Regions from separate parts of the Mus musculus genome. Here regions 2 and 3 are each linked to region 1. A link is a loop called in an ENCODE intact Hi-C map of the cell type or tissue named here. Cell type or tissue: left cerebral cortex. All regions are shown on one strand. Links, peaks and the distances in the headings refer to the core of each region. The heading gives the core; the rest is flanking DNA.

What was found. Peaks named below come from ENCODE experiments on the same cell type or tissue, not always from the same donor. Only the 100,000 strongest peaks of a DNase experiment are listed, where the experiment ranks them.
Region 2: it touches region 1 in a loop (6-fold over the local background); 16 of 42 quality-filtered maps call a loop at or near these places.
Region 3: it touches region 1 in a loop (2.3-fold over the local background); 4 of 42 quality-filtered maps call a loop at or near these places.

What each region holds. Positions count from the first base shown.
Region 1 is chr5:36,916,084-36,924,141 of GRCm38, reverse strand. Ppp2r2c (protein phosphatase 2, regulatory subunit B, gamma) reads right to left here. Exons shown (of 9, transcript NM_172994.3): 2 at 1,077-1,174. Among named protein-coding and RNA genes, the nearest start is that of Gm52813, 20 kb to the left of the region's middle. In left cerebral cortex, for the core only: a CTCF peak has its summit at 3,854 (motif pointing right); DNase peaks (open chromatin) are centred at 2,053, 3,872 and 5,754; H3K27ac peaks cover 1,742 bases.
Region 2 is chr5:36,831,903-36,839,960 of GRCm38, reverse strand. No RefSeq gene overlaps it. Among named protein-coding and RNA genes, the nearest start is that of Man2b2, 5.3 kb to the right of the region's middle. In left cerebral cortex, for the core only: a CTCF peak has its summit at 3,843 (motif pointing left); a DNase peak (open chromatin) is centred at 3,820; H3K27ac peaks cover 361 bases.
Region 3 is chr5:36,865,628-36,873,685 of GRCm38, reverse strand. It overlaps Ppp2r2c (protein phosphatase 2, regulatory subunit B, gamma), which reads right to left and starts at 5,176. Exons shown (of 9, transcript NM_172994.3): 1 at 4,796-5,176. The coding sequence starts at 4,865. It overlaps Gm52812 (a long non-coding RNA gene), which reads left to right and starts at 5,833. Exons shown (of 2, transcript XR_003955898.1): 1 at 5,833-6,082; 2 at 7,256-8,058. It overlaps Ppp2r2cos (protein phosphatase 2, regulatory subunit B, gamma, opposite strand), which reads left to right. Exons shown (of 3, transcript NR_045505.1): 3 at 1-91. In left cerebral cortex, for the core only: no CTCF peak of the experiment used is centred there; DNase peaks (open chromatin) are centred at 4,253, 4,821, 5,218, 5,938 and 3 more places; H3K4me3 peaks cover 4,015 bases; H3K27ac peaks cover 3,631 bases.

The DNA.
Region 1 (8,058 bases), core at 1,977-6,976:
TATGAGCTAAGGCAGCAAGGGGACCTCACCCTGGAGGGGTGAAGGAGGCTTCAGCTCCTCGCCTGACCCTGCCTCCCTTGAGCCTCTCCCTTCCCTGGTTCCTCATCCCCCAACACATTCAGTGATTGAGAGGCCCCCCTGCTAGGGTGACAGAACACAGCCAAGAACCCAGCAGGTTCCCACGGGGCTTGCTGCTGATTGATCTGTCTGTAAGTGGGTGTGCATCTGTACCCTCAGGGACCAACAAAAAGAGAAAACAAGGAAACTGTGTGGAAGGAGAATGCTCAGCACAGGGTCTGCATAAAGTGGTACCTCAGGTGAGGGGGCTCAGACCACAGGGTCCTTTAGGGTTTCAGAAATGACCTCTCGGGTGGATGGTCTCTGGTTGCTCTTGTATTCAGAATCCTGCTGCATAGCAACAGGGGAGGGCAGAAGAGCAGAGTAAGACTGGCTTGAAACCAAGAATAGGTGCCACACACCCTTAATACCAGCATTCCAGAGGCAGAAGCAGGTGGAGCCCTGTGTTCTAGGCCAGCCTTGTATAGAGATTTCAGGGCAGCCAAGGCTACACAGAGAAACCCTGTCTTGAAAAACAAAACAAGAGTAGTTTGAAGAGTGGAAGCCTGAGCAAAACCTGCCAGTCGGGCAGAGTTGGATGGATTGGGGGTCCTGGCTCCTTCCCCAGCAGCAGCCGCAGGCCACACAGGTAGGGAAGGTTCTGCTGAGAGCTTGTTGGTTTGTCTGGGACAGCACGTGTCAGTGAATAATCCGCTCATTTCTTTTGAATGGGGGGCTCAGCACACAGCTATGAGAGCTATCCCAGTCCACTCACCAGGCCCACCCCCAAATCCCTTGCCCTCCGGCCCCAGGGACCTTGTGACAGAAGGCAGTCAGTAACAGAATTCTAACTGGGCACCTAGGCAAGGTGGGCCAGAAGTCCTGCTCAGAGTATGGCCTGCATCCTGTTGGGGGCCACATCTCCCTCACCCCTCCTCCCCGTCTCCCCACCCCACCTCTGCCTCTAGCCATCTGCCCATCCTCTTCCTGCCCTCCCTCGAGATCCTCCACACACATACCTCTGGTTCCCGCTGGAAGATAACCACCCGGCCACCCTTGTCACCTGTGGCGAGCAGTTCCCCAGTGTGGTTGAACTCGACAGTGGAGATGACGTCAGCTTGAGGAAGCAAGACAGAAGGCATCGGTTAGCCGGCTGTATCATCACACAGTGATATCCGTACATTGCTAGGCTCTGCAGACCCCACACCCTGGGGGCCCCTGGAGCAGGAGTACAGAGCATGCTGAGGGTCCCTACTCTCCTGCAGGAATGTGTGACTCTTCCCTACACCCTGTCCCTCACACAACAACAGGCAAGCTTGATCTCCTTGCTCCAAAGGTCACTGGTACAAACCTGACACTTAGGCTGAGCTCCAGTCCCCAGGGACAAACTGGGGACAGGGTGGGGTCATGCTGAGGGCCTGAGGCCTGTTGGGCATCAGGGGAGGGAGGCACCATTCCACAGGGCTGGATGCCATCAGGGCCTTCCACAGGTCAAGATGTTGCAGCTTTGGAAGGGAGGCAAGGGAAGACAATTGTCCATGGGGACAGTAGGGACCAAGGGTCAAGACACAGTGGCTTGTAGTCTCTAATGTTCCCCTTTGGGGGAAACTAAGGACTGGGCATAAAGCCAGGGAAGCCAGTGTACTGGGACAGATGAAGAGTGGGTTCAAAGCTGGGGACCACAACAGCTAGCAGACTGTCTGCAAACTGGGGACAGAAGGTTGGTGGCATTGCAAGCCACCTGAATGTGCCTTGTCTTCCCTTCTTGAATCAGGCCCTATGTCCACTCCTTATACCTATGGCAGGAAATTAAAAACCAGCCACTCCCTTGCCAGGACAGTGCCTGGTAGTGGTTGGTGTGAACTCCCAGCTCCCTCTTAGAGTCTCACCTCCAGACAGGCCTCTGGGATTTCTCCCAAGCCATACTCTAGATGGCTGAGCTCAACTTACCACCTAGAGGCTTTGCTCATGGGGTTGACTCCCCAGTCACTGGAGTGTCTGACTCATTTGTGTGGGCAGGTGTCTGGAGAGAGCCCACAGGGCTAGACCCAGCCTACAGTCTCAGTATCTGGGAATGAAGGCCACCCCCAATCTCCTCAGGTTCTGTGAGCCACAGTGAAGACTGGTCTGAACATTTCAGGTGGCCAGCCACAGGGCCAGGCCACACATGGGAAGGACGGCACTGGGCCTGGCAGGAGAGCTTCTCCTTCTAGACAAGGCCAGCGCTCACCAGCCCTAAACCTGAGGCTGTCCTATCACAGGATTTATCGGAATTCCAAAATGATTTTTATCTTAAATTTAAACATATTCCTAATATTGAAAACGTGGAAGTAGTCCTGCCAAAGCATATTTCCAATACATTCTGAAGCACAGAAAGTTCTAGAGCATCAACCCATGTGCCCAAGCAGCAACTGTCAGCAGGGCAGGGCAGGGCAGGGCAGGGCAGGGCAGGGTCTACCCCTGTGAATGGGATTCCTGGTGCTTCTTCACCTTTCTGACCTGGGCTCTGTCAGTACCAAAACCTTTGACCCCGACTATGATAAGGGGAGCATCTGTCAAACAGGCCATCGAGGTACCAGTCCTCCATGGGCCCAGTAGATCACTAGCAGGCCTCTCTGACTATACTGACTATATTCAACTCTTTAGATAGTCACCAGAGACCGTGTTCTCTCTCCTCATGCCTCAACCGCCAGCAGTCTCCACACCTGATTTCCTTCTCTGGGTATTAGCAATAGCAGATAGCCTTTCCCTATCCCAACAACCATTCCTCGGCTCAACCTCCATGACACTCAAGCCCAGTGCTAACACTGTCCTTCGAAGGAAGGCCTGAGCCCCCTCCTAAACGCTCATCTGCATCACTGTGCCCCACAGGCTGCAGGAAGTCAATATGGAGAGTCCAGCAACACTACGGCTAACACCATGACACGTCACTTCCTGCCCAGGGCTTCTGAACAGCTTTGTACTTCACATTCAGAGCAGTCTGTAACTGTGCACACCAGGGCCCCAGACCTTCCCTGCCCCTGCCCCTGCTCCCTTCCCTGGAACTCACACGCCCCGGACTTGGATGGTAAACCTCTCTGGGCAGGGTCCTGGGATTTGCTTGGGCCTATGGGACAACAGCTGGCAAGCTTCAAGCAGGACCAACAAGGGACGAATACACTCAGCTCTACCCTGTCGCCTCTGCTTTTGCCAGCAAACAGACCTGCCCAGGCTAGTCCACCAGTCTTCACAGAGGCAAGGGCCACAGAGCCACTAGCCAAGCCTAGCCTGCAGCAGGCCACCAGTCAACAAGCCCAAACAGACCCTTTGCAGATGTGTAACAAACTATCTGCCAGTGATGGATACCTGCCAGGCTACCCTGCTATCACTCCATGCCTGACCCATTGTCTTCTCATCCCAGCTGATCAATGTCAACATCCAGCCTGGACCTTGGGCCTGGGTGCTCTCCCCTGACATCAGTACAACATAGTCTGGAGACTTTCTTCCCATCTTGGACATGGGCAGTCTGCTCGGTGAACTAGTGTGGCCGCCTTGTTGAACCTTTTACCAGCATCTTCGCCCGTTCCATGGCAGCCTGTTCCCCTTCTCGTGGCCTGGGCTGTATGCTGTGTTCCTTATCTGTATCTGGTAGCTATATATGTACTTCAAAGCCACACTGGTGCCTGTGTCTGGTGTAGTATGTGCATCTACTCAACACAAACCTTTTATTTATCAAATACTTTTCTTGAGGAGTTCTGGGTTTAAGACCCAGGCTATTACAGGCCAGCATTGAGCTGTAACCCCAGCTCCAACACATGCCCTCCAGAGGGAGCCCCTGACCCACACTGGGCCTCTGAGCTGTAATAAATGCCAGCTGTGGTAGCAAGAAATCAGGACATAGATACAGGATGATAAAGGGACATACCGTATCCTTTATGCTTAAATAGAGAGGACCAGACAAGTGCCTGCTATACACAAGCTAAGTTGTCCTGGCTACTGAGCCCATCCCATCATGTGGTCCAGGGATGTCTGAGCGCTCAGGGCTGACCTCAAACCTATAGTACAGGGCTTCCAGATGAAACACTGGCTCTTGCAGTTTCACTTTAAAACTCCCTAAGGGGAGTGGGAAGCAGAATATAAAATTGTATATAAAATGTCTTAATTATATAGACCAGTGATCACAGCCTTGTTAAATAAGCAAACAGGCTGAGGTGGGGGGTTGGAATTTTGTTCACATAAAAGCTGTTAACAATGCTTTATGCAGGATGGATGAAATAAATTTCCCCTTCTCCTTTTGTAGGAAATTTCTGTGATGCAGCAACATGATTTTAATAACTTTATTAGGATGTAATCAATACATCAAAAGCAGCATATTTAATGTAGACAATGTGATGAGTTTGGGTGTATACATGACACTCGTTATTTTTATGATGGGAAAAATAATGCAATTAAATTAAAATGCCAACATAACCTCACTATCCAGAGCAATTGAGGTCCACTGAGGCTGGGCGGTTACCACAGTAACAGACACTAATGTCTGTGGGCAATTTACAATTTGTATGTCATTTTCATGTCCACTGCTTCCTTGGAGTCACAAAAGACCCCTGGGGGGAGAGATGACTTCCAGTTGGTGGCGGGAGGACACCCCACAGTGCTCCCTCCACAGACAAAGGGAGGAGTTCTCCTTGGACCAGTTAGAAGTTTGGGTTAGGATCTCGGCTCAGGCCACTCAGCTGTGTGGCATCACAACTATTCTGAGCCCTGGCTCCTCACTCATCTGTGGCAAGTCTATGATGTGTGGTCTTTCTGGGGACAGAGGATGGAGAGGCAACTGGAGTGGAAGAACCAGGAAAGTAGAGCCAACCAGGGTAAAACAAATCTGCTAGGTAGAGAGTCATAGCCTTCAGCTATGCCTAAGCACAGTGGCACTCGAAAGTATAGATCGTGGGTCTGACTCGGCCCCTCTAGACCTGTTCTGGAAACCAGTGCAGAGCTATCTCCACCCTCAAGACCCTTCTACCCAGGCCAGGGCCCTGCCAAGCTCTCCAATCAAGGGCTACATGGAGGTCACATCTACTGTCTTTATGGCATAGGTCGTAGGGGTTGTGAGGCAGAGCTACCTTAGAGAGCCAGGAGTCACCATCCACCAATGTCAACCCAAGTCATTGGGCAGCCAGCCCCTCTGCAGAAAAAAGTCACCTCTTCTAGTAGAATTGAGACACCTCCTGCCCCAGTAACCCCTCCTTCAGGAAGTGCTTCCGGCATGCCTGCCTTACCCCAAACCAGCAAAATTATCTTTCCTCTAGCCATGGGCTCAGGGCCAATGTGTGCTCCTTATAAGGCTAAGCTCTTCTTCCCTGGTGGTCTATGTCCACATTGCCTCTAGTCTTCACCATCAAGCGCAGCAGGGTCTGCCATCAAGCCCAGCTACTTGTCCTGGGAGACCCTGCTCATCTAGCCCAGGAACCCTTATGGGAGTGGAGTTCCCATGGTGACAACAGCAGGATCTAAACCCATGACTAAATAATGAAAGCAAAACCAAACTCTCTGTGTCTCTGGAGGAGAATGAAACACCAGGAAGCCTGTGGGTCAGAAAAAGCAGAAAAGCTCAATCCAGGCGAGCCTCCTCACTCAAGACTTAGCCTCAGCGGGAGGGGTGGTGGGAGGGGCGCCTGTGCAGTGTGGGCGGCTGCAGACACCTGGAATGGCACTAGCCCTAGGCTCTTCTGCAGAGTTGGAAGGCATGCAGGGGACGTGAGCAGAGACAATGGACAAGGGCCACTGGCTACCACCCTGAGCCAGCCCAGTGTGTGTGCCTGCCTACCTGTGAACACCTGGGAAGTGAGAGGTGTTACCTCTGGTAGCCATGCAATGACAAGCTGTTGCACACCGCAGGCAAAGATGAGCAAAGACGGTTGGATTGCATGCCCTAAAAAGAGGACAAAGGCTTGGACCTCTGCCCCGTGAGCAGGAGATTGCTCTACAGTAGGGTTTTCGTAGGTGGTCAAGATAAAGATGTCAAGCTGCAGGCACGCACGCACACACACACACACACACACACACACACACACACACACACATGGGAAAAGGACCACAAGATGAGAAGCAGCAAGCAGACCCCAGTCTACCAGCCACACCAGAGCTAGGAGGGGGTCAGGCTATATCTACCCTGGGGCCTATAGAGGAAGCACCAGGTCCGCCCAGCTGACACCTTAAAGAGGTCGGGGCAAGAATCGTGGGGTTAGAAAAGGAAAATGCTGGAGTAGGGGCCCTCAGGTTGCTCCAAAAGGTGTTTCCTAGGCACGAGAGGCCCAGGCCTGCCCCCAGAAGATCTGGGGTCTGAGTCAGCCGGGGCTCAGGATTGCAGAGAGGCAGTCCAGGGCCATCGTGTGTGTGTGGTGGCTACACAGATGACAAGGGAACATGACAGAGAGAACCAGAGGCAGCACACAGCAGGGAAACTCATAGGCCACTACTGGCCGCTGGACACATAGCTGTGCCTCGCAAGCAAGTACTCTATTAGTCAGATCTGTGGGGATCCTGTAGACCACCGGGAAAGGAATCCATAACAGAAGGAGGCATCTGTGTCCCCATCCCAGAATGGCCAGAGCAGGCAAAGTGCCTGCAGCTAGGGAGCAGTCATCCTCCATCCCATGTTCCCTAACCTGGACTCTTCCCCACTGGGCCCCTCCCTCATGGTGGAGCACTGACATCAGGAGAGGTTTAGAAGCACGTTTAGAGTCTTGCTCTGAGTTCAACATCTCCTAGGCTAGAGCATGACATGGCTAATTCAAAGCTCACCCTTTCAAAGTGTGCCTAGCCCTCTAGGGGTTCCATGTGCTGGGAAGCCAACAGTGCCTTCTAACCCATAGTTCTATCCCCCCAGGAAAGAAGTTCCAGACCCTGGGAGCATCCTAGTCTGTCTTCCCCAGCCCAGCAGCCACAGATCCACATCTTTCCCATCTGTCCCTATGGGATCTGGCCACTATCACTCTACATAAATAGCATCTCACGATGTGTAAGGTCTGTGAGGGCCATGCACACTGCACTCATTGGCACCCAGTTGCCTTGCAGAGCTGCTGAAATACCCACCCCATGCCACCAAGATGGCTTTAAGACCCTTGGTCTTCAAGCCCCAGAATAGAAGCCCAGAGTGCACCTCTAAAAGTTCCCATATCTTGACCAGGGCTGGGGCTGCTGAGGGAGCCAGTTCACAGCCAGAAGACCCAACCCCTCGCTCCCCGCCCCATGGCATGTCTGCTGGCCAGACTGAAGCAACAGCAGATGGGCCTGGAAGGCAGACGGGCAGCTGTGGATTTGCCTGTGGTCAGCACCATGTGGTTGAGCCCAGGCCAGGCTGGACGGTGCTCAAAGAAGGAAGACACCCAGCTCTCTCTCTAGCCTGATGGCCAGCTGGCCTGGGACCAGTCTCTGGCCTCCAGACACATCAGGCTGAAGGAGATGGAGAGAGGACCCCCACTCTCTGCCTGCTTCTCTGAACTTCAGGCTCCAGAAGGGCTCCCATGGAACCCAGCTTCTCTACTAATGAAGGTTCTAGAGTCTGTCCAGATCTGGTAGGCCCGATAGGGCCTGGAATCTGTAGAGGGACAACTCTCCCCTGTGGGCTGAGATTTGAGGGGTCCTAGCAGGTTCCTTGGCAAGTTACAGTCTCTGATACTCAGCTTCCCGGGCTCGTAAATGGTTATAATACACGCAAGGATTAAACGAGACGGCAGAGGCAGGATAGCGCAGCCAGAAACCATTGTCAAAGTACATCGTTGTCATCGTCATCACTGCACTGGCTAGTTTTATGTCAGCTTGACACATGTTAGAGTTACCCAAAAGGAGACAGTCTCAATTGAGAAAATGCCTCCATAAGATCTTAATTACTGATTGATAGAGGAGGGCCCAGCCCATTGGGGGTGGAGTCACCCCTAGGCTGGTGGTCCTGGGTTTTATAAGAAAGTAAGCTGAGCAAGCCATGGGGACCAAGCCATGGGCAGCACTCCTCCATGGGCTCTG
Region 2 (8,058 bases), core at 1,723-6,722, 84 kb after region 1:
GCTGCCTGTTATGGAGGAGTGGGTACTTGTGACTATGTCTTTATATTGGAAAACAGTGAACGGGTTGAACTACGTCTCTCACATCTGCAGGGTGGAGCCTGTTTTGCTCTGGGCCTTTCCGGCATGTGAGAGCAATCCTCAGCACACTCTGGTCTGCATCTGCAGCACAGCTGTCTAGCGCTGTGGTCGAGCGGCCCTTCTCTGTGACTCTTTATCTAAGGTCTCTGGCCCTGGCTTACTTTCACGACCTCATCTTTACTAATCACACCTTCAGTGACTCACTTCAAAACAAGTTCAAAGCCCTGAGGCCTGGGGATTCAGGACTATGACAATGCACCTTTAGAGGACACAATCTGTAGTATATCAGTACTGGGGACATTGCTCTGGCAGGTAACCCTTTAACTCCCTAGTGTGTTGCCAGTTACCTCCTGGTCCCAGCACCCCCCCCCCACACACACACACCATCCAGAGCTCTGTCCTCAAGAACCCAGGACCTGGGAGTGTCTCTTGACTCTGTGGTCTGTGAAGAGGATAATTACAAGGATGTCTTGTCAGAAAGCAGAGCACATCACAAATCCCTATTGAGTCTCTTCTAGCCCTCAGCATCCCTTCCAAGTGGAGACAGATACCCCACTTGTAGATGAGCTGACTGCATCTCAGAGTCAGGCTTCTATCCCTGCCAGGGATGGGACCCAGCCCAGTTTGGCTCCCAGCCCAGCCTACCATCCATCTGTCTGTCTCTTCAGGTGTGAGTAACACCCCAGACCTCAGCTCTAAGAAATCGCACTGCCAGGCGCATGCTGTCTGTCCTAGTTTTCTTTCTGTTGCTATGACAAGACACTGTGGAGGAAGAAAAAAGCCCAGCTTGGATAGGAGAGGGCTTGTTTGACTTACAGGTCATAGTTCATCACCAAAGGATGCCAGGGCAGAAATTCATGGCAGGAGTTTGAACCAACACCATGGAGGAATGCTGTTCACTGGCTCTCTGCCTCTGTATTGGCCAGATATTTATCCTATACAGCATAATACCATCTACCTAAAGATGGATCCCCTGACTCGGGCTAGACTCTCCCCACATCAATTAGCAAGAAAATCTCCCACCAACCAAAATGATAGAAGCAATATCTCACTTGAGACTCTCCCCACATGGGCCTTCAGGGCCAACTTGCACCATGGCAAACATGGCAATCAAAGAATATAGATGGTAAAGCATCAGGCACATTGCCTTCTGTAGTGGTCCCCCGTCTCTAGAGAGGTTGTTGACAAGTCATTTAAGAAAGCTCTATCAAGGCATTTGGCAGACCTGCCCAGAGTCTTGTTATTAAAGAAAACTGACTCTCCCTCTCCCAGAAACAATCAAATAAACGCCAATGACTCCTCAGCCAGTGGTGGGATTTCATGCTCACCTTCCTAGCAATACTCCACACTGGGACTTCCATCTGGCTTGAGCTTGCTCAACATTAGATGCATAGGGAGGGGAAGGCAGAGAGGGTGGCTATGGGAGGAGTTGGGGGAGGCAAACATGGTTAAAATTAATTGTATAAATTCTCAAAGAATTACTAAAAGTATGGTTTAAAAAATCACTGCCCAGAGCTAATGAAATGGCTCGGTGGGTAAAGTGCTTGTCACTAAGCCCGATGGCCTGAGTTTGATTCCTGGCACTCACATGGTGGAAGGAGAGAACAGACTGCAGCAAGTTGTCTTCTGACCTCCACCTGCATATTGGGGTGTGTGCATGAACACACACAGACACACACACGCAGACACACACACACACACAAAACTATGTAAATACAATTAAGAAAAATAACAGTAGAGCCTTATTACAATGAACTCCAATGTCCAAAAACTGTTCTTATTTTGTGTTTGTACCATAGTAAGAGCCAAGATTTTAAGCTCTACTAAAAACAAAACAAACAAAAAGACTTTATCTATTTATGTTCATTAAAAACCTAATAGTGATATATTATCTCAAAATATCATACAGTTAATATATTTTGAGTTATTTAAAATTTATATTGAGAAAAATGTATGTATTTTCAGTATTGCTGTAGACAAGCATCTACATAAGACAGTTCAATTGATTGTTTTATATCAAACAACTTTTATAATGCTCATTTTTATTGTTGTAATATTTTATAAATTTTAAAGAATATGATAAAAACAAAAGGTATGGCAGGTATTTAAAGGGGATCTCTGGGAGGAGTTGGGGAACAAAAGGGAAAGAAGAATGTGATGTAAGTCTATTTACTCAATATATGTTTTTAAATGTTAACAAATTCAGATAAATTGAAATCATGTATCTTTTTTCACCATAATGCAATAAAATTTAAATTAAAACAATTACTGCACAGTAGCTGGAGAGATGGTTCAGTTGTTAAGAGCACTGGCTGTTCTCATAGAGGAGCTGGGTTCCATTCCCAGCACCCGCAAGGTAACTCACAATTATCTGCAATTCCAGTTCCAGGGGACCTGACACCCTCACACAGACACATCAGCAGGCAAAAAGCCAGTATAAAGTAAAAATTAACCCATTTTTAAAAAGAAAAATCACTGTCCCAAACCTTCACAAAGTCAGGCAGGATTCTTTAACCTGGGCCTATCTTTTTATGAGAGCAGAGAGCAAGCATTCGTAAGAGAGGCTGTGGGGAGGACGGGGGCCCTGAATCTCTTCCCAGGTGAATGCTCACTCGATGATTCCAGACCAGGCTCTGCACCTCATGCTCCTGGTTTCTCTGGTGGAAACTGAACTTTCTATTGTGGGCCAGCCAGGGCTGCTGCAACAGTTAACTCAATCTTGAGAGCCCAAGTTTCTTCTACTGCAGCAGAACACAACGATTCCTGGCGTGTTTCCATCTGGAGATCACCATATCCAATAAGGTAAAGAAGTCAAATCCAAGTGACTGGACACACAGCCACTGCTGACCACTGCAGAACACAATAGTTAGAGGTTGTCTCAGAAGACTAAAGGGGTAGAGACTGGAGTCTCAGCAGCACAGATTCAGCTGGTGGCTAAAAAATTAGGTCCCTGTGGAAGATGATAGCTGCTGTTGCTGACTTAGCATCAGGTAAGTTCACAGGCCACAGTAGTCAGAGCTGTGCAGCCCCACCTTTGCAAATCCTGCTAGGCCTATCCATGCAGAAGCAGAGATCAAGAGAGTGGTCCTACTTCACTTACAGTCAGTGGGAGGTCAGAGGTGACAGGATTAGCAGGCATCACCTCTCCTGATGTCACACACATGAGAGAATATCCCTGAAAGACTCTTAACACAAAGGACATGCTCAGTACACACCAGCCATGGTCACAGGACCATAAATGACTGAACAGAGTGATTACCCCATGCTACACCCCCTCAGTGAGGGTCACAAGAATGGCTTAAAAGTGGTTATCTTGGAGCTGGAGAGATGGCTCAGAGGTTAAGAGCACAAGCTGATCTTCTGGAAGACCAGTTGCCCAGCATCCGAATGCACATACTTGCATACAGACCCACACACATAATGAAAAACAAAAAAGTAAGGGGGCCCACCTTACAGATTATAAAATCAAGACTCAGAGTAATACTGTAACTAGTCTAGAGCTACAGAGCTGGTGAATGCAGGTTCCAGCCAAAACTCCCAAGGTGCCTGTCACTAAGCATTTCAGTGTCCCTTCATACCTCTGTAGTTCAAAAGTCGGAGATGCTTGATAATGTAAGATTGTATATCTATTGTGCTTAAGCATGTGTTTTCAAAGGGAGAGAAAAGGATGAAGGCCTCAAGTGCTGATGGATTTCTAAGGCTCTCCACGAGTGGCCAAGATTTCAGCACCAAGAACAGCGACTGTCTAGGTCGCAGCGCCCTCTGGTGGCATGCAGAGAACAGGCTGTTACATGGACTGTTCAAAATTGAAGAACAAGCTAAAAGTAGAAAAGGGAAAGAGAGGGATGGTGGAGAAAGAGAAACAGACAATGGTGCTAGGAACAAGCATAAAGACGTCTAAAGGCACCCAAATGCTCAAGTTCATCAGAGATCTTTGTGGAGAGGCTCTTGTGCAAACCAAACTTGCGTTTACAAATTGGACAAAGCCTTATCCCCGTTGTCCCCACCAGAGGACCAATGAGGACCTCCTCATTGGTTCTCTATGATGGCCAGCTTTAATTGTTGACTCAGCACAACTTATAATCATCTGGAAAGAGTCCCAGGGAGGAATCATCTGCATGGAATCACTCTGCAGAGATTGTCTTAATTAAATTAATTGAGATGGAAGACCCACTATGGGTGGCACCATTCCCTAGGCAAGGGGTCTTGAGATGTATAAGAGTAGAAAAATGGAGCAGAGCACAAGCAAGCAAGCCAGCCAGCAAGCATGCATGAATGCATGCATTCACTCTCCACCCTTAACTGTGAGCCCCTGTTGCTTGGCTAAACCCATTTTCTTTAAGTGGCTTTGTGTCTAATATCTTTATCACAGCAACAGAAGCAAAACTATGAAATCCTTCAAGTACATGGATCACTATGGTGACCCTGAAATGCTTTCTTTGCCTGTCCCATCTCCCTCCTCCCTATTTCTCCTCAGGTCCCTAAGAGTCAGCAAGCCTCTCTAAAACTGTGGCTCTTTGTACATAGCTACAACACTGCTGCCCCTCTAATAAGCAAAAATAGCTCCTTGCTCTCTCCACCTCTAGTGGATGAGCCAGCAAATTATGGGTGTTCACAAGGAACAGTTTGGGAAACTTACCTCATCTATATAAAGTATTCTTGCCATAAGACCAAGGCTGGGCCTCAATGTAATAAAACTCCTAGCAGACTCAGTATTACAAAATGCAGAGAAGACTAATGGGCATGCTCATGACACCACAGGAAGGATCTGTCCAGAAGGCAGGGGTCTCTGTGTCTGCAGTAGGGGTTCACTCCATGTACCAAAGGTTTGTCTTTCTAACCAGTGGTGGAGAAACATCTCACATCCACAGAAAGAAATACAAAATCACTTGCATCTCTCTCATCTCACAAAGAAAGTTGTACAAAGGAGATCATAAGCGTAAATGTAAACTCTCTGGAAGGGTGCCAAGTAGAATCATAGTAGAAACTAGTGGGATGGCAGGTGTGGTCACATGAATTCTAAGGGGACAACAGGAGGCCCTGTGTGCCCTCCAGCTAACTGGGACTAGAATGTGTGGCCTTCAGCCTTGAGGCTGCTGTGCATTCTCACCAAGGATGTGCCACATAGCAGGACCTGGACCAGAGGTGTTTGACCCACCCCGACAGCTGTAACTTGCACATCTCACAAGATAAGATCCTAGGCAGATGCTGGGAGAAACACACTATGGTAGCACTGCAAACCTGCGTGCTTTGAAAAGGTGACAAAGTAGGCTCCCGTCGTGCAAAAACTCCTTACCTGATAGTTCTGGGTGTCAGAAATCAGAAATTAGTGGACTTGTTAATCCCAAAGAGGAGAGGAAAAAGACCACCAACCCAAGTCATCACGGCCAAATTAATTCAAGCAAGCAACTAACTAAAGCAAGCTTTTTAAAAAATTAGATATTTTCTTTATTTACATTTCAAATGCTATCCCGAAAATTACCTATACCCTCCCCCCACCCTGCTCCCCTACCCACTCACTCCTACTTCTTGGCCCTGGCAGTTCCCCTGTACTGGGGCATATAAAGTTTGCAAGACTAAGGGGCCTCTCTTCCCAATGATGACCGACTAGGCCATCCTCTGCTCCATATAAAGCAAGCTTTTTTATTTGTGTACATGGGCTGCCTCACCCTAAGGTGAGGTTGAGAGGTCAGCACTGGATGTGAGGAAGACGGGGCTTTTATAGCTCAGGAGTAGGAGGTTTCTAAATACAGGATTTGGTGGGCACAATAGGTGGGGTTGTGAGAGCAGAACACATGCATTGCCAGCCAATTCCTTCTGAGACAAAGACATGGTTGCAAGGTGGACGTAGCATGGTAGTCATGCTCATATCAAGGTAGTCATAGGTGGTCACATAACATTTTGAAACAAAGGTTTGCAAGATGATTATAAATAACTTTTTGAAATGAAGGCATGATTAGCATTCCTGTAACAGGCAGTACAGAATCATTTGTAGTTAAGGTTACAGGTAGGGCATAGCCCAATCCTAAAGAAACGGTGGTTTATTCATAAACAGGAAGGAGCCTAGTTTGTCTTTACTATAAGATGGCTTTTAAGCCTAAGATGGAGGCAGGCTGGCTCTTTGCAGTCCCAGATCCCAGAGTGGTATGTGTAGGTCATTCCCATTGGGGTCTTGTGCAGCTGGGTCTCCCCACCTTCCAGACCCTCAAGGCTGTCACTCACCATGGCCTTGGCTCCTTCTCAGCCTCCTGAAGCCAGCAATGACCTGTTTAACTTTGGAGACTCTTCCTTCCTCTCTTACTCATACCAGGTACGTCACTGTTGCTGGAATAAAGTGACATGACAAAAAGCAACTTGAAAAAGAAAGTGTTTGATTGGCTCATGGTTCCAGAGAGGAGAGTGTCCATCATAGCTGGGGAGGTTTGGCAACAGGAGCATGACGATGGCCTGGCATCAAACAGAGCGGCCGCATTTCATCCACACTCATGAAGCACACATACACTCACACACTCACACACACATAAACACACACTCACAGACACACACAAACACACATTCAGAGAGGGGGAAGAGAGAGAGAGAGAGAGAGAGAAAGAGAGAGAGAGAGAGAGAGAGAGAGAGAGAGAGAGAATAGGAAGCGGGTCAGGTTATAAACCTCACAGTCCTCCCTGGATAATGTACTTCCCCCGGCAAGGCTGGCTTCCCCTCCTGAAGGTTCCGTAACCTTCCCAAACAGCACCAATGGCAATGGGTACCACATATTCCAATACATGAGCTGTTTGGTGCCGTTTCTCTTTGAAACTGCAGCAGACACTCATCAGCATCCCATGAGACTGGATTTTGTTGTCCTTCCTTGAAATGGGGGCTCCTGGAAGTGAAAACTATTAGGAAAAGTTTCACCTCAGGATCCCAAGACCATGTTCTCAGAACCAAGGAGATGTGTTTGCCTCAGAGAGACAGAGGGCACAGAATAGAAAAACACAAGAGATAGAGGAGGGGGGAGGAGGGGAAGGGAACAAGGGAAAGGGGGCCAGGTATTTGTCCCAGAGGACAAAGGACTGCCTCTGGATAGAGAGGAGACAGATGTGACACATAGGAAAATGGCCATTTATAGAGGTACAAGGGGAAACCCTGTGTTAGGATGAAGTGTTTAATTTTAATTGTGCATGTTAATTAGGTGAGCCAAAGGGGGCTTTTGATTGCTGGACTTCAATACTTAGATAGCTAGACCTTGGTAGTCAGCCTCTGGAGGAGGAAGTGGCCAAATAAGGGAATAGACCTTGAGGGCTAGCTTTAGGAGTGTAATCTAATGGTTTCTAGCAAGACAGAGGGAATGGGGAGAACGACAAGGACTACCAGAGTCATGCTCACCACCATGCTCAAGACCAGGTCTTGAGTCCCTTCAAGATTTATCCCCTGATGTCACATGAGTAGCAGAGAAAAGAGACAATCTCAGGTCCAGCAGTTAATTCCTCGGGTACCTAGGCCTCCATATTTGTTGAGCTATCCCTGAAGTCAGAATTCACCACCTGCTTCAGTTCGGGGATATTCTCACCTCCAGAGCAGACGTCAGTGCTCTGGGGAAGCAGTGAAGCATGTTGGTGCTCCCAGAGATGAGTAACGAGGAACTGAGCTCAGATCCCAGCAACCATGTAAAAGCTGGGTACCGTGTTGAGAATCTGTAGCCCCAACACAGGAGGCAGAGACAGGAGGCCCCTGGAGCGACTGTCTGGTCAACTTAGCCAATCAGAGAACTCCAGGTCCAGTGAGACATGGTATTTCAAAACACAAGGTACAGCGTGATATAGGAAGATACTCAGCATCAACCTCTGACTTCCACACACATGCACACAGCATGTACATACACCACACAAAAAATAAAACACGGTACAACATTCTAGCTTACGACAATCCAAACATACACTAATGTGATGCTCATATGTTGAGAAATTATGGAAGGAAAATATTAAATATTTGTTT
Region 3 (8,058 bases), core at 1,723-6,722, 50 kb after region 1:
AGGTCTGCGTGTCAACAGGACGCTCTGAGTTTTCATCTCAACAACTCGTGAGTCAGGCTGACCCAAAGACAATAGAAGAAGTCATGGCACCAGGCTATCTGGAAAAAGCTCTTGGTATAAAGTACCCTGAGTGGGACTGGGGCTGGGGCGGGGTCTGGGGCCTCTACTCCAAAATTAGAAGGATCTCCAGAATTAGCGGCGGGGGGGGGGGGGGGGAATCATCTTCCTAGTTCCTATATTCAGTCACTAGCGTGTTTGGTGTGCAAACATGAGGGTGAGAGTTCAATCTCCAGAAGGTACACAAAAGCCCGCCGTGCACATGCACAGACACATAAGTAACCCCAACGTGGGGTGGGGTGGGGCAGAGATAGGTGGCTCCCTAGTGCTCACTGGCAAGTCAGCCAGCCCTAACAATATGCTATGGGTTCAAGGGAAGCTCCTATTTCCCCCAAAAGAAATAACTATGGGTCTGGAGCAACAGCTCATCAGTTAAGAGTACTTGCAGTTCTTCCAGAGGACCTGGGTTCAATTTCCAGAGCCATGAGAACCATGTGTAACTCCAGTTCCAGAGGATCCAATGCCCTCTTCTTACATCTCTGGGCAACAGGCACACCTTAGGGTAGCAAAAGAGCTGAGACACATGCTGGTACAATAGAGGGAAGTGTCTCTAGGTGGGCAGATCATGCATTCCAAATGGAGGAAAGATGGCATAATGAAGACATGCTAGACCAAAGCAAGCCAGAAAATCAAAAGTGCCGACCCCTGACTCTGCATCTCCACATGCAGTGCCAGAACTTCAGCTCTCTCCAGCTCTGTGGACTGCCACACACTTCTCTCTTGGGCAGCTCTCCTCAGCAGGCATCCCATGGCCCTGGCATCCCCAACATCTTGGGGTTTCCAAGGCAATCTAGGCTTCATATTCACAGCGTCATATAATGGCCTTTCTGGGCCTCCACCCAGTGACAATCCTGATACATGCCTGGCCTCAGTAGCTTTCCTTGGCCACGGAGGGACACCCTACAACCCTTTCCTTATATCCTTGACTCTAAAGCCAGAGCCAGTGGCCGAAGTGCCCACGTTCTGCAGTTTGATGGGGCTGGAACTTGCTCTCCTTCTTCAATCACATCTGCGTCAGCTTTCCTTTGTAGACGGATTCCTTCTGAGCTTAAGCTTTCCTTTAATTCCTTTTCACAGGTTGCAGTCTTGGCTGGGTGGGTCTCGCCCTGAAGTCACCACTCCCTTTTATCCATTTAACATGAGACTTTAATTTTTTATCTCCTGGAGCCCTGGACTCAGCTCCATTACACTTCCTGGTGCTCCTTTCTCTTCTAACTGTACATTTTGTTCCAGCTTTCTCCTTTTCATGATAGATCTGCGTAAGAGTGATTACCAATAACCACACAACGGAGTCAATACTAGGCTGTCTTGCAATTTCCTCTGCTAACACCATGAATAAAAAAAAACAACAACAAAAACAAACAAAAAAAAAACCTACTTCAATTTAGCTTCAGGCAGACTTTTAGGACATGAGCAAAAAGCAGCTACATTCTTTGCCAAAATATCACAAGAATGGTCTCTAAGCCACTTACTAATGGTATTCTTCCACTTTGAAACCTCTTGAGCTGGGTGGGCCCCCACAGTTCAAATTGCCCTCAGCATTGTCTTCCATACTTCCATATTCCAATTAGGCCCTGCTTAAAGTGTTCAACCACTTTTCTAGTGCAAAGTCCCAGAGTCTTCCATTTCCCCCCAAACCACATGGTGAAGCCTGTCACTGCAATACTTGCTCCCTGGTACCAACCTCTTACTGACTTAGTCACTGCTCTATTGCTGTGAGGAGACACCATGACCACGGCAACTCTTATAGAAGAAAGCTCAGTTTCAAAGGCTTGCTTAGTCCAATACTGGGTGGCAGGAAGCATGACAGCAAACATGGCAGCCATGGTGCTGGAGAAATAACTGAGACTTCTACATCCTCATCTGCAGGCAGAGAGATGGAGACTGAGTCTGGCACAGGCTTCTGAAACCCCAGAGCCTACCCCCAGTGACACACTTCCTCCAACAAGGCCACACCTCCTAATCCTTCCAGTCCTCCTATACAGTTCCACTCTGGGTTGCTAAGCATTCAAACAGAGGAGCCTCTGGGGCTGCTCTCATTCAAACCACCACAGTGTGAACAGAACTCGAACTGCTCTGAGGAGATAAGATGTCACTGGACTGGGAATTCAAGAGTCTTTGTAGGAGCTGGTCTTCCGAAATGACAGGGTGTCTTGGAGAGAAGAGAGAGCCAGTGAAATGCCCAGTGCCAAGAAGAAAATGGCTAGCTTAAGGAACAGCAGTAAAAGGCAAAGCTAGAGCGTACGAGTAAGCAAGGAGCCCACCTCCAGGGGGGATGGGAAGACATACACCTCCGTCTCTTGCAAAAAACAAGTATCTAGGACTCAACGGCGATGGTGACATTTACCAAATGCCTCCAGGAAACCCCACCCTGTCTGTGAGCATTTTACACTCTCAGGGGCCATGGTCATCTCAACAATCCTGAGCTAGAGGCCACTGTGAGTTACAGAGAAGCCAAATGGAGCCCAGTGACTCATCTAGGGAGGCTGAGCAAGTCCAAAGCCGTAAGCAGAACCTGAACACAATTCTGTAGACCAGGTGACAAATCTGTGACCTTGAAGTCAGGATGAAAATCTGTCAGGATGCTATAGTATGAAGGGAGGGGAGGAAGGAGCAGGGGCGGGGCGGGGGGCTTCATTTAGGGAGATCAAAATTCCTACCTCCTTCCAGTTAGATTCTTTGGGAGTTTCACTCTATAACGTTACTCTTCTACATCCCTGAATGGTAGGGGTATCTGAGTCATGGGTCCTACACACACTGCTCACTGCCCAGGGCTCATGGTGAGACTTTTCCACCAGGCCCTATGTGAAACGCTAGGGCACAGTAGGTGCTCAACACATTTCAATCACCTCTACAGATCGAAGGTGGCCCTTCCTTGATTTCTCAGAGTTTGTTTACTCCCATTGTACAAATAGGAAAACTGAGGCATATGAAAACAGGCTTTCCCACAGGTCACAGGGCTCGTTGCTATAACACAGGATGAATAGGGCAAGGGACCTCCATCCAACTCGAGCGTTGGAATCCGAAAGTTCAGCGGATGGCAGTAGCGGCCACGGAACCATGAAGGTACGTCCTCCAGCGAACCTTGCTGAGGTGGGTTTATTAAAGAAGAGGAAGTAGGATACCGGATGGGAGCAATACTTTGCGCTGTCCCCGTGTGGTGGGCACCATGCGTTTTGTGATTGGTACACAAAAGCTCTGAGGCCCGCTGGATCGTTCCCAGTGTGCAGATGAGGAAACTGAGGCTTTCCCCAGGAAAGCCAGAGCAACACTAGCCCTGCACACGACTCCCTGCCAAGAAGCCCATCTGCGGACCAGCCACGCAGGCTGCTTTCTCGGTTAGGCAGGCTGTGAGCAGATAATCATCTTCACGAAGCGCGACCCTCCTCCGCATCACCTAGCGGGCGACAAAGGGCTGAGTTCTGCGCCAGGAGCCTCCCAAAGCCCCGTTAGGGCAGCGCCGCCACCCAGTCCGGGCCTGGCAGCCCTGCCCCCTCTCCCCGCACACCCCGCGGCAACGCGTGACTCAGCGGTTCTCCTCGGCGCGCGGAGCCCAGCTCTCAGCATCAGCATCCGCACGCCCGGGTCGCACACCTAGCCTCTGCCTCCGGGGTCCGCGCGCCCGCCGGGAGTCGCCGCGCCCGCCTCATTTCCGGCGGAGCTCGGCACTGGGGAGGCCATGCCCACGCAGGATCCTTGGAGCAGGCACCCACGCGCGCCAGCCCCCGGGACTCAGCGCCAGGGCCCCTCCCACCGGGTCAGCCACCTGCTTAAACCATGGACACCCTCCCAACTAGGCCCACAGCCCCGGGAAAGAGGCGCCTACGCTGCCCGGGAAGCTCACCAGCACCCGTGTGCAGGCGGGCTACTGTGGCTAGGTCTGGTACTCCCTCACTGCAGCCTATTCACTTCTGCGGCCCCTGGCTGAGCTCTGGAGCTGTCCCCACCGTTCCTGTGGCCAGTCAGGGCCTGGGGACTCCGGAAGTTACCGTCACATTAGCAAAGGACACTGATCCTCTGAATCCCACCAGCCTTTGGTGGGGGCTGACGCACAGGGCCAACTTAGGGGGTTTTAAACGCAGAACCTGTTTGAGGTAGGATGCCCCACTTTTCCGGAAAACCATGAAGGTCTGGCCCAGCTCCTGTCTGAGTAGCACTACCTAGGAATAAAACAGTAGCTCCTACGAGCCTCCTTCCCCCTCCCACGCAGGGGAACTGCCTCAGGAGGCCAGGGAGGTGCCAGGGCAGCTGAACCCTAGAGGATCTGGCAATGGAATTTTTCCCTCCTGGGTCCCTCTCCAGGGAGTGGGCAATCTAGAAATTTCTGCGAGCTTTGGCCCCGCTGAAAGGGCAAATGAAGGATTTTTAAGCCTTTCCAGGTCCTGGAGATTTCCACGCCAGATCTGCTGCAGCCTTGGGCTTTGTAAATGATAGTCAGGGCCCGATCCAATGCCACCCGGCGGGGGAAGGACAGATGCGGTCCCGAGGGCAGCACGGAGGAGGGCGCTGGGCAGCGGCCGAAGCCCCCGGGTTCCCTCCCTCCCGGCCCGGGGTCGGGGTGGGGGTGGGGGGGGACACGACACACAGCGCGCGGTCCAAACCTTCGGAGGGCATTCGGTGCGACGGCATCCCCACGCCGCGGCCGGCCGGAGGGGGTCTCAGACAACACGTACGTTACCTTCTGTCACATAGCTGTGGTCCCGCAGGAAGCTGTGGTTAATTTTCCGCGTGTCCGTGTCCTCGCCCATTGAAGGCCGCGCCCGGTGCCCTGGGCATGCCCCGCCGCCGCACACCGATGCAATCCACAGAGGTCGCGCCGGGCGCGCGGGCCATGCCGCCGCAGCCTAGCAGGGTCTCGGGCCGCCGGGGCCCGGGAGGGCGGGCATCGCGGTCGGGTGGTCGGGGATGGGCGGGCGGGCGCCGCGCTCAGGCGAGCGTAAGGCGGGCAGGCGGCGGCCGCAGCGTGGGGCGGGCCGGGGCTCGGGCGCGCATCCCGGCCGCTCCGTTCGCGCTGCGTCCGGGCGCCTGGCGGTGGCGGCGGCGAGGGGACGCGCGCGGCGCTGAGCCGGGCTGCGCCGTGGCGGGGCCGTGTCGCAGGCCCCTCCCTCCGCTGCACGCCTCTCCGCCCCCGGCCGTGCAGCCACCGCGCAGGTGGAGCTGATGAGCCGAGCCCCGCCACAGCGGTCACCTCCGGAACCAGGGACACCTATCTAGAGTTGAGGCCACCTTGGTGGCCAGGTGTTGCAATAAGGGACAAGGCGGTTGGAGGAGAGACTTAGGGGTGTCGGGAGCGCGAGGATATCGCGGCCCTTTATTAAGGAAAAGACGGGGTTTTTCTGACAATTGCGGGGGCAGAGGGAGGGCGCCCCACCCAGAACGCCTTTGGGGACAGAAGGTCAGCACCCCATAAGGCAGAGCTGGATAATTCGTCTGGGGGTGAGTTACCCTCTGTCCTGTCCACGTTTCTATTCAGGCACCTGTATGGGAGCACAGAGGCTGTTTGGCTGTGTTTGCTCCTTAGAGCCTCTCTGCCAAGGAAGGGCTTCCTCCCTGCCTCTCATCTTCCTCCCTTCTAGTTCTCCTTTCTTCCTCTCCCTTTTCCTCTTCCTTCCCTCCCTCACCTTTCAGTACTTCCTTGCTCCCCCTCCCTTTTCTTCCTTTTCAGTACATATCTCCTTGCTTCCTTCTTCTGTTCCTCCCCCTTTTCCTCCCTTCCTCCCATACTCATCCAGGTACTTCCAGCATCCCACATGAGCCAGGCAGAGGGAGGCGGGGCAGCTGCAGCGGGAGCGGGGTGTGCTCACCTCTTTAACCAAGCAGCCACCCCCTTCTACTGACTCCTACCTTGAGGAGTTTGGAGCATGGGCCTTGGGAGTGTTGATCCTCCACCTTCCTGGGTTCTCAGAACGTTCTGCAGCGACAGGAGTGCAGCTTCAGCCTCCTTTGGGAGAGGCTAGGCAATGAGGTAAGCAGGGAGAGTAGCCCAGAATTCAAGGCGTTAGGCACAGCTTGGGGAGAGGGGGTACCGAGGCTGCTCCCACTTCAGAGCTAGCCTTGGGGGCCCCAGGCACCTCCCCAGTACAGTCCAGAGGATGTTGGAAGGGAGAGGGTGGGTTAAAGGGACTCTGGTTTCCTGCTGGAGAATGAGGGCTTCCAGAGCTAGGGCTGATTCCACAGAAAGGCCTACTGAGGACTGCAAGGAGTAGCAAGTAACCCCAGAGTCCTGCAGGGAGTCTGGGGAGGGAGCAGAGGAAGGCTAAACCCCCTGAGATCTGGAGCTTGCCCCAGCCTGGACTTCTCTATCACGGAGCAGGCCACCATTACCTACTTCCCTACCTGGGTTTAGATTCAGGGACAAAACACCCAAACAAGCTCACTCCCCAAGGGAAGGTGAATGGCAACTACATGGTCTCCCCCTGCCCTGGCACGTTCTCCCTTCCTAACACCTGCTCTGCTTACCCACCTCACATCCTTACCCAGCATGCCCCTCTGCAGCCTCTCCTCCTCTTACTATCTGATGAGCAGCACCCTCCCTGTGTCCCATCCCTGGTCTTGAAGGGATACCCACATCCATGCTCTTGTCTGTCTGGCTACCTTTACTTGCCTGAATGCCCTGGACCACACAGAAGACAGCCTGCCGTGACCGAATGCCGCAGTCGTGGCTCTGAGCTGTGCTGAGGATCCCAGATCCCATGGATTGCAAGCTGTCATCAGCCCTTCTGCACCTGCAATATCCTATTTTCCTCAGGGCTCACCAGCACTGGCTCAGTGCTGGGAGAATTTTTGCCCTGGGGGGATTAGGCAACATTCCCATCCTACCCCACAAGGACCCAATGACAAAAAGCTGGAGTCCACCAACGTTCACCCGAGAACCATTGCATGTATTAGGCTTGCTCGTCGAGCAACGAGTGAGGGGTATGGATGACCTTAAAGCAACCACACTGGAAGGTCTGCACCCAGCAGAGATGGTGGAGACCCATTCCTTAGTCCTACCTTACCTATATACTCTAGCCTTTCCCTGAGAAGCCCCCTTCCCTTTAAGCCATACAAAACTGGAGTAGAATTGAATATAGCCAATTGGGAGTGGCAGTTGGATACACGGGGGAGGGTCCTAGAACTCTCCCACCCTTCATTCCAGGAGGAAAGTCATCAGTCAAGCAGCCCTGGAGGGATGATGCTTTGAGAGCGAGCAGGCCAAGCTGGCCTCCTGATGGTGGGCGAGCTTAGCTTGAAGGATGGTCCACTACAACACTCCCTGACTCTCAGTCTGACCGAACACCTGTAGCCCTCAGCACGGAACCCATTGCCTCTCTTTTACTCCTGTGCATGTCCATCGCTGCCCCTGGAAGAAGCATGAGCCCCGCATACTCTCTCCACAGACTTCTGCCTTCCTGCATTTCACCATGAATGCCACTGTGCCCCTACTGGGCAAACATGTCCCCATAGCAGGGCAGACCTTGCTTCAATGGGTCATGATGATGAAGAGACAGCTGACACTAAGCTAGAGATGTGCCTGCCAAGGTCCATCTGAGCCTCCATCTCCACATTTAAGAGTAACCTCCATTCCACATCCCCTTGAGCTCCAGCCTCCACATGGCCCATGCTAGGAGAATCCACACGGATGCCCTCTCTTCCTCCCTCCTCGGTCACTGCCACAACTCTCCAGTGGCTCCTCCTAAGAAACTGTCCAGTGTGTGTGTGTGTGTGTCACTGATCAATGAGTGTTTCCTGTGTTCCTTCTGACATCCAGAGGGCCAGGCTGTGTCCCTAATCCTGAGGCCTGGTTCCCAGAGGCAGGCCTCCAGGAGGGGTTAGGATCTGTGATGTGGATAGTAGCTTTACAAGAAAAGACAGAAGAGTTTGCTTAGCTCCTCTCACCTATGGCCTTTTAGGTCTCAGGGCACTAGGTGAGAGACATAGGCTACCTCCAAACCAAGAAGA